Regions from separate parts of the Homo sapiens genome. Here region 1 is linked to region 2. A link is a loop called in an ENCODE intact Hi-C map of the cell type or tissue named here. Cell type or tissue: HCT116. All regions are shown on one strand. Each heading gives the region's core, and the rest is flanking DNA. Links, peaks and the distances in the headings are about the cores only. Region 1 overlaps LINC02425 (long intergenic non-protein coding RNA 2425). Region 2 overlaps HMGA2 (high mobility group AT-hook 2).

What was found. Hi-C counts contacts between places; a loop is a spot of excess contacts. Peaks named below come from ENCODE experiments on the same cell type or tissue, not always from the same donor. Only the 100,000 strongest peaks of a DNase experiment are listed, where the experiment ranks them.
Region 1: it touches region 2 in a loop (14-fold over the local background); 1 of 110 quality-filtered maps calls a loop at or near these places.

What each region holds. Positions count from the first base shown.
Region 1 is chr12:66,023,991-66,028,398 of GRCh38, reverse strand. It overlaps LINC02425 (long intergenic non-protein coding RNA 2425), which reads left to right. Exons shown (of 3, transcript NR_146530.1): 3 at 517-674. Among named protein-coding and RNA genes, the nearest start is that of MIR6074, 2.5 kb to the right of the region's middle. In HCT116, for the core only: no CTCF peak of the experiment used is centred there; a DNase peak (open chromatin) is centred at 2,748.
Region 2 is chr12:65,941,374-65,945,781 of GRCh38, reverse strand. The region is part of intron 3 of HMGA2 (high mobility group AT-hook 2); the gene reads right to left. It overlaps HMGA2-AS2 (HMGA2 antisense RNA 2), which reads left to right. Exons shown (of 4, transcript NR_199060.1): 3 at 3,089-3,144. Among named protein-coding and RNA genes, the nearest start is that of HMGA2-AS2, 5.1 kb to the left of the region's middle. In HCT116, for the core only: a CTCF peak has its summit at 1,846 (motif pointing left); no DNase peak of the experiment used is centred there; H3K27ac peaks cover 4,000 bases.

The sequences.
Region 1 (4,408 bases), core at 326-4,325, 83 kb before region 2:
CCTTTTTGGGTGGCATGTAGCATCCAGGTGCACAAAGGTTTGGTGTTGGTGTGTGACTTTGGACACCTTGGGATGCTGAAACTTCTTAAAAGTTGGGTGCAGCACACCAACATGGCACATGTATACATATGTAACAAACCTGCACGTTGTGCACACGTACCCTAAAACTTAAAGTATAATAATAATAAAATTTTTTAAAAAGTTGACCTATTTAAATTGTTTGCCTCCCAATGGGACCCTTCCAGTGTTCCTAGATGATAGAAACCATCCAGTTTTGTCAAAACACATGCATAAATCTAAAGGGTTCTGTGCTCTGTGAGAGGCAGTTTTGTGGAGAAGACAATCATTCTCTCTGTCTCTCAGTTGGATCTGTTTTGGACCCCAGGGGGTGAGTTGCCATCTTTTGGCACATTCTGGGTCTCTGTACACTGTTTCTGCTCCCATTCTTGCACTTGTTAATATATAGCCCCCAGCTGGTTGCTATCTAAGTGCCACTCACAATCCATATTTCCACAGTGATGACATTGGCTGCCTCGGTTTTAGGAACTGCCAGAAATAGCCACTAACCAAGAGAAAGAGAGCAAGGACTAGCCCTGAATAATTGGTCAACGATGCTGATTTCGTTGGTTTCCTGTTCCTTTTGCTTCCTGGAAAATACAGACCTACAAAGCAAACATTGTGTGTGGGTTGATGCTACAGCATCGTCTGAACTTGGAAGGACGATCGTGGATTCTGATGCCTCGTGGTCTCACTACAGGTCTAATTTTCATGTGTTTTAGGAGTCTTGGGATTAGGTTATGTACTCTGACTCTGGGCAAATGGAAACATCAGGCGAGAATTATTTATCTCATAACATTTCTTACAAGGTATTAACTTTTGGACCATTTTGGAGAAGATGAGCAAATTCATTTCTCAAGACCAGCAGGGTTGGTTGCTATGAGCAGGCCTGGGTCAGCACATAAGACCTGCCCTTGCTGACCTGGGAAGTTTCTATATATGATGAAAATCTTTTTCGTAATCGGATGATGGTAACTGGCAGGGTGTCATTAGATCATGTAGATGATGGCTTATGTTAACAACAACTATTTTGTTAAAAAGTATTTGTTGAACTTCTACTTTGTGAGAGGTCTTCTTCCAGGTGCTGGGCAGTAGTACCTCTTCATTGTACTTTGAACTCTTTCTTTGTTATTTTATTTCATTCACATTTGTAAGTTCAGCCAGAGTAAAATCTTTTCTTAACTCAAATTTTTATTTTGAATTGAGAAATAATAATTGTATATATTTATGGGGTACAATGTGATGTTTTGATATATAAAAACATTGTAGCATGATTATATCAAGCTAATTAACATTTTTATCACCTTACATAGTTACCATTTTTATGTAGTGAGAACATTTACAATCTACTTTTTAAAGCAATTTTGAAACATGTGATACATTATTAACTGGTTACCATGCTGTGTAACAGATCTCGAAACTTATTGCTCCTGTATAACTGAAACTTTGTCTCCTTTCACCAACATCTCCCCATTCTATTCTCCCCACCCTGCCCCTCAGCCTCTGGTAATCACCATTCTACCCTCTATGTCCATGAGTTTGATTTTTTCAGATTCCACATATAAGTGAGATCTTGTGGTATTTGTTTTTTTTGCACCTGGCTGATTTCACTTAGCACAATGTTCTCCAAATTCATCCATGTTATTGAAAATGACAGAATTTTCTTCTTTTTAAAAGTTGAATAGTATTCCACTACATTTTTTAATTCATTCATCTGTTGATGGACATTTATGTTTATTCCGTATCTTGGCTATTGTGAATACTGCTGCAATGAACATGAGGGCACAGATATCACTCTGAGGTGCTGATTTCACTTCCTTTGGGTATATACCCAGAAGTGAGATTGCTGGATGATATGCAAATTCTATTTTTGTTTTTTTGAGGTGCCTCCACACTATTTTCCACAATGGCTATACTAACTTACATTTCTACCAACAGTGTAGAAGCGTTCCCTTTTCTCTACATCTTTGCCAACATTTTTTATCTTTTGTCTTTTTGATAATAGCTGTTCTAACAGGGATGAGATGGGAGCTCATTGTCATTTTAATTTTCATTTCCCTGATAATTACTGATGTTGAGCATTTTTCATAAGCCTACTGGCTATTTGTATGTTTTCAAGTAGCAAAATATTGATCTGACTGACTCTCTCTCTTTTTTTTTCTCCCTCTCTCCCTCTACACCCCACCCCACACACACTCCATTATAAATATTTATTGAGGTTGCAGTGGGAAAGACAATCATATAACTCTACCATTACTTGCGTATATTTTAAATTATTATCTGCAAGACTTCTTGAATCCATGTCCCGATAAACAGAAATGTTTTGATCTAGACTTTGCTGAAGTATATTTCAAGGTGGGAAATATTGGTTATTCATTTCAAAAATAGTAATAAGTAACACATTATGTTATATTGCTGAGGTGTATAAGATACAGAACTGTAGAAATCCAAAGAAGGAAATACCTTTAAAGGAAGCTCTCCATGGAAACCTATCAAGCTATGAATTTAAAGCATGCTAAGTGGCTTCTGGCAAAGCCACATCAATGGAAAGGTTTATCACTTAACAATGTCCACACACGGAATGCCATAGTTCTGTAGGAACTACAGCCAACAACTCATAGGTTTTCTGGACAGCTACACAAATGTTTTCTTTTAGTGTGATACTTAAAGTATTTGACTTTAATTCTGATATTTTCTCTCATGCCTCCACATCTGAAAGAATTCAACGCTATCTTTATTTGAAGTCTGTCCTGGTTAGCAAGCTGGCTGGTGGTGATGTATCACATACAGTGGTTTCTGTGATGTGGGCTGCTGACTATGGAAAGATGAATGAAGATCACAATCACATTAAGTTTGAGGACTATGGTCAGACTTAAACCATTATCCTTGAGGTGTATGGCTGTTGATTTATCAATGTTCTCATTTTTATGAAGGAAATCTTCTCAAGGTTGCTGTATGCTCTGTGTGTGTTGTATGTCAAATAAGGTATAATGTTATGTTCTCTCATAACTTCATAAATAAGAATGTATTGCTTTGAGAGATGGAATAAAATGACAAGTTTTATTTGGCATCTATATATTTAAGAGTTCATGAAGAGATTAATGGTTGTTGGCCGCTGGTCAAATTTCTTTGATGTACACTATTTTTTTCCACTAAAATTCTGCACTTGCCACTCCCTGGATGAGTTACCCACACATTTATGTACATAAATTATGGTGCATTTATTACATCATTTCCAACCTAGCTGGATAAAAGCACAGTGGGATTTTTTTCCCTGTGTGCAATTTCCATTTTGGTGGCATTTCTGCTTCCTAACAAATTCCAGACAGTCAAAGTAGACACCCAAATTCTGTTTTTATGTATTTCAGCTTTCTGTGTTCACCTACACTTTGTTTGGGAGATGTCCTACTGGGAAGTTACTTAGATTTATGAATATTTGATGAGCTTTTTGCAGAAATGGGGGTCTGGAGACTCATATAATCTCATTGTATGTAGTATACTTTTTCCTTTTTTACTCTGTACTTCAATTTTTGATAACTTGGATGTGGTATTTAATAACCTATTGACTTAATTTTATTATTTACTAATAGTTTCAACTTTGATCTCTTTCGGAAGGATGTTGTCGGAAGGATGTTGAAAAAAATCCAAAATGAGTTCTGGAGCAGATATAAAATGTATCTCCTCTATTCATATATCTATATATATACGTTGATCTTCAAAGATAGGCCAACTTTCTAACTTCTGTCACTTTATTAGCATGGAATGCAAAGGTGCTCAAATGCCCTCAAGTGGTCTCAGCCCACATTAACCTCTTTCTGTTACTTCTTTTCCTTATTTCTCTGCATACTGAACGCAGAATTTGGCTTTTTCTGCTGCTTAAAATTAACATCTAACGGAGGAGTGTCTACGTATTTTTGTCCTGGTGTTTCTCATATTTTAATACTAACACAGCGCTGAATAATGTTTGCTGTGCAAATAAAAATTTAAACAAATGCCAGACCGATAAGGTTAGTTTTTTGACTTTGCCTAAACAATAAACAAAACAAGAAACACATTAAAACCTAAACATGTAATCTCTCAAAGTAAAAAAATATTTTAAAGTTGTACTCAACATACCCACTTATGGGTTAAGGATATAGTAATATAAATTTTATTAGATTGAGGAAGAAATCACTCTACCCTCTGAAAAGATGTAGATAGTCATATAATTCAGGTAGTCAGTTTAATGGGCTAGGCTCCCGGGTTCATGCAAATTCACAGAGAAATCTCAGAGCATAAAAATTTTGGTCAATAGCTTTATTGTTATTATTGTTAGATGGAGTCTCGCTCTGTTGCCCAGGCTGGAGTGCGG
Region 2 (4,408 bases), core at 222-4,221:
ATTTATAGAAAAAATGTTCCAAAATATTGAATAAGTAGACACAGCTCAAATTCTAGACAAGTAATCATCCAATCTCTCTGCAAACACTCCAAATGGCCATGAACCATCAAGGCCAGCAGCAGCCTCGACTTGTGTGGTTGGGCACATTGATGGGAGTGGCTTTTGACTTGTGGTGTGAACAATATCCTTCTTCACCCTTTGTCCAAAGTTATTTAAAGGTTCAAAACACAACCTTTCTCTCTGTATAGAACATTCACCGAGATCCACTTTCATTTATGTGCTGTGAAATATGCTCTTATCCTCAGAAATTTCACAGTGCTGTCCTGAATATATTTTCTTTGAATTTGACATTTACCTGGCTGAAGGAGGATGACCATTATCAAGAATTTGCCTTTCACGAAATTATGTGATCGACATACTTGTTCATGGCCCTCCGGATTTAGTTTTAAAACTTCAATATTCCAGAATGTCAAGATTTGTGTTTGGGTCACTTTTCAAAAAATGAACTTCAGGCTTTGGAGGCTTTGAATCATTTTTTTTTTTTTTAAAGCATAAGAACCTCCCCCACACCTTTTATGTTAGATCTTATGTGGAACCCTACAACAGAAAGCAGACAAAATGGTATTTCTGAGACTCATTCACGTGGCCTCCACTCCAATCCATCTCTGCCCTCCCAGGATGCCCCTGAGGCCCCTCAACGAAAAACTGGAGCTCCAGGGGAGGTTAAGTAAAAAAAAAAAAATCTTAGGGCTAAGCATGTTGGCACATGCTTTTAGTCCCAGCTACTTGGGAGACTGAGGCAAGAGGACTCGAGTCCAGAAGTTCGAGGCTGCAGTGTGCTATGATCGCACCTGTGAGTAGTCACTGCATTCCAATATGGGCAACATAGCAAGACTCTGACTCTTAAAAAACAAAAATCTCTGATTTCTAGATGCAAACCCTCCTGCAGACCTGTATCACCAGGATAGGTGGAGGCAGAGCGTCTTCATAGCATTCACCCCGTGTGACTCATACTATCAGGTTGAGCTAGCTGAACTGGCATTTTTGTAGGTCAGAACCAATCAATTATCAGCAATTTCATATGGTTTAATCCCATACAATCAAGATAAGGTCTTTCTAATTCAGTAAGGTAATTTTTGTGACTTGTCATTAGGCTGTATTAGGCAACAGATTTTTGTACCTTCTGCGTAGCTTTTTGTACCTTCTGAGATCCTGTACTCAATTTTTCTGCTCACTCCTCTCCAGCCTGGATCCTTCCCCTTACACTTATTTTACCAAAGACTGCCAGATTGTGGTGAAAAGAGGGATTGGCCTATACCAGGTGTGGTGTTCCAGTTTCTTGCTTATGCTGTGGTTGTTCTTCCAGAGCACCAGGACTGTCTTTGTGGCCATCTGGCTAGATTCTCATACCCACTCCAAATCCACCTGAACTCTACCTCTTCATTGAAACTGGATGACTGAAATAATTTGTACATAACACATCTCTGTGGCTATCCAAGGAAGGTCTAGAATGAAAACTGTCACTTTGAATTAAATTTAAAATTAATGGTCAACTCAGGTATTGATCAGATATAGGGGAGTTCAGTTTGAGGTATTCTACAATAGTAAGTGATCAAAAAGTTTTAATGTACCTAAGGAATGTATTTTGATAATTAGATAGGAATATGATATATCTGAAGTTTGAAGGATTTATTTCAGATCAAATGTTGATGCAACATTGTGAGGATGAGACTCAGCTACAGCTAGCTATACAAATCACACCTCTAGGTACCACTTTTCTGGGGTTGAAAGCTTTTCTGTTTTAGTGCTTCCTAAGTTGGGAATGAACCTGCCCCCTAGTGATGGGAGGCTTTGGTAAAGAGGAGAAACCATCTACCAGGAGTAGCTAGTCAGGGTTTTCTCTGAACCTAGAAAAAGCCTAGGTTAGGTCTTAACTTCCATTCATTGTGCCTCCTGTGTGCATTTAGAGATGACTGTGAAATGTGTGTACACATGTAGCTATGGGTGGTTACAATTCAACAGTAACATCTGGCCCTTATGGTGCAAAGGAGATTTTGTAGTTCTCTGTACAAAGTCTCCTAAGAAGCGATAAATCTATGGGGGAGTTTTGGCAAAATCTCTGGAATTTCTGCTTGGTATTGTGGAAGAGGGGAAGTGTTCTTTATTTTCTATTCTACTTGGCTTTGCGCTTAGACTTTAATGCAAAAGACAAAAGTAAGCATCATTTCAAAAGTATTTATTGGATTATTATAGCAAAGTGCCCTCACTGCTGCTGGCCTTGTTTCATCTGCTCAAGGATGAGAATAGCCACAAGCTGCTCTAGTTAGTGTTGATTAACATCAGACTGCGTATGTGTGGCAATGAGCCATAGCAGCTCTCATGAGAACAGACTGGGGGGCTGATACTTTGGAGTTTTTGCCTTCCCTCTGGTGCCTTTCAGACACCTTTGGAATGGAGTGAAAAGATCAATGGGAAGCCCTTTAAAAATCACAGTGTCATGATTAGTTTCAAAATGTATCCTTCTGGATTCTGACCTGATGAAGTGGTTCATTGGCTCATCGAATACTAATTGATATTTGAACTATATGACAGGCAGGAACTGGGTGTAGAAAACAAAGAAGAAATCTTTCAAGAAGCCTAGAGTCTAATGGGGGAGACAAATGAAAAACAGATATTAGAGTACAATGTACAATTTTAGATTAATATTTTTTTCCTACAATGTTTTCTTAAGTGCGGGGAGGCGTGCTCATCAAATATGGAAAAGATAAATGTATGAAAGAAGAGATGACTATTTTCTTTATAATAGGGAAAATGAAAAAGTAGAGATAAGGTCACTGAAAAAAAATTCCAGAAGAAATTTGAAGACGAAGTAGAAGAAAAGTATCACTTTTTCCCTATCACAAAGAAATACATTAAGAAAATTTCTTTGCCTTCACTTTGGAAAGTTAAAGATTACAGTTAAGCTTAACAAATTAGAAAGCAAAAGATGTGGTTTGGGGATAGTGTTGTCAAACCATGGTTAGTGTTAAGGGGATGCTCCGGTGTGCTCCCGAGTTATAGCAGTTTAATAGGCATTTTTGTTTTACAGGAGATGGTTGTGCTCTGAGGAACATAAAGCAGTCTGAAGTAAACAGTCGCACACAGGTGGGGTAAAGGAATACACAGTCTCAGAAGTTGACTTTTCATCTCATTTTTTATGATTCTCTAAGATTTTAGGGGAAAAATCCACCCTTAGTCAAAAAGTGGAGTGAAAATTGTGAGATTAATGTTACTTCATAGAAAATAATGAATGTTTCAGTCCTATTTCCTTATGCTACAAGTTTTCAAAAAAGGAACGCTATACATATATATGTATACACACACACACATATATACATATTTTTTAAGGCCCAAATTATTTATTCTATATGTATTTCTTTTTCTCTGTGTATGACCATTCACAAAGCTAGGTCACTTTGCATATGCACATGTGCTTAAGAGCCAGCACAGGAAAATGAATAAATATTTGAACTGCCATGCTGCTGGGTTTTCACAAATCAAACATGTATGCACAGATGCTATAGCCTAAGTTCAAACTTTAGCTAATGTTAACTCCAGCCAAATAAAGACTAATTAATGCTCAATATTAGATGAAAAGGAGGCATCTATGAAATAATGGAAATGAAATTAGATGCTATTGGAGATTACCAAGAATTAATATCCAAATTTGTTGTTAATACTCCAATCACGTTGGCAATATACTTGAAAGTCCCTTTAAGATATGCATCTTCTTGACATTTGGCCAATTATTCAGATAGAGATTATATGAAATCGGATCAGGACTTGAACTAGATACACACAATTTGACATGTAACATGTATATCTTTTCTTGTATGCTTGCCCATAAGCTTACAGAAAAATATGATTTTTAAAACAGTTCTTAGTACTTTCATTCTGACTAAAGAGATTTAGAATCAATACTCAGAAAATTTATTTGGTTCCAAGAACATTTGCCCAATCTTAGACTAAACATTTGGAAATGGTTTTACAAAATGATTTGACTATCAAGTATTTCCCAGCAGCTATAACAGTTACACATGGAAACTGAATTTAAAAAGCTGAATCATGATTTTAGGCATTTCTTTTCCTTAAGGAAAGAGTCAGTACATTTATTTGTAATCTCTTATGTTCTCAAGGACTACAAATGGATAGTTTATGGGTTGAGTGCTCTATGATACTTAACTGAGTCATATCTCTCCTAGAAGCCTAATTTAGCACTATTTTCTTGGCACTAGTTTAGGGCTGACTTTAGGAGTTGAGTTGTTTTTCTTGGAGGAAGCTTAATATTCACTCCGAGAAACATTAACTATTCCCGAACATTAGCTTATATCCTTAACGTTTTTAAACAGTTGTGAAGTGAGTTCTTTCT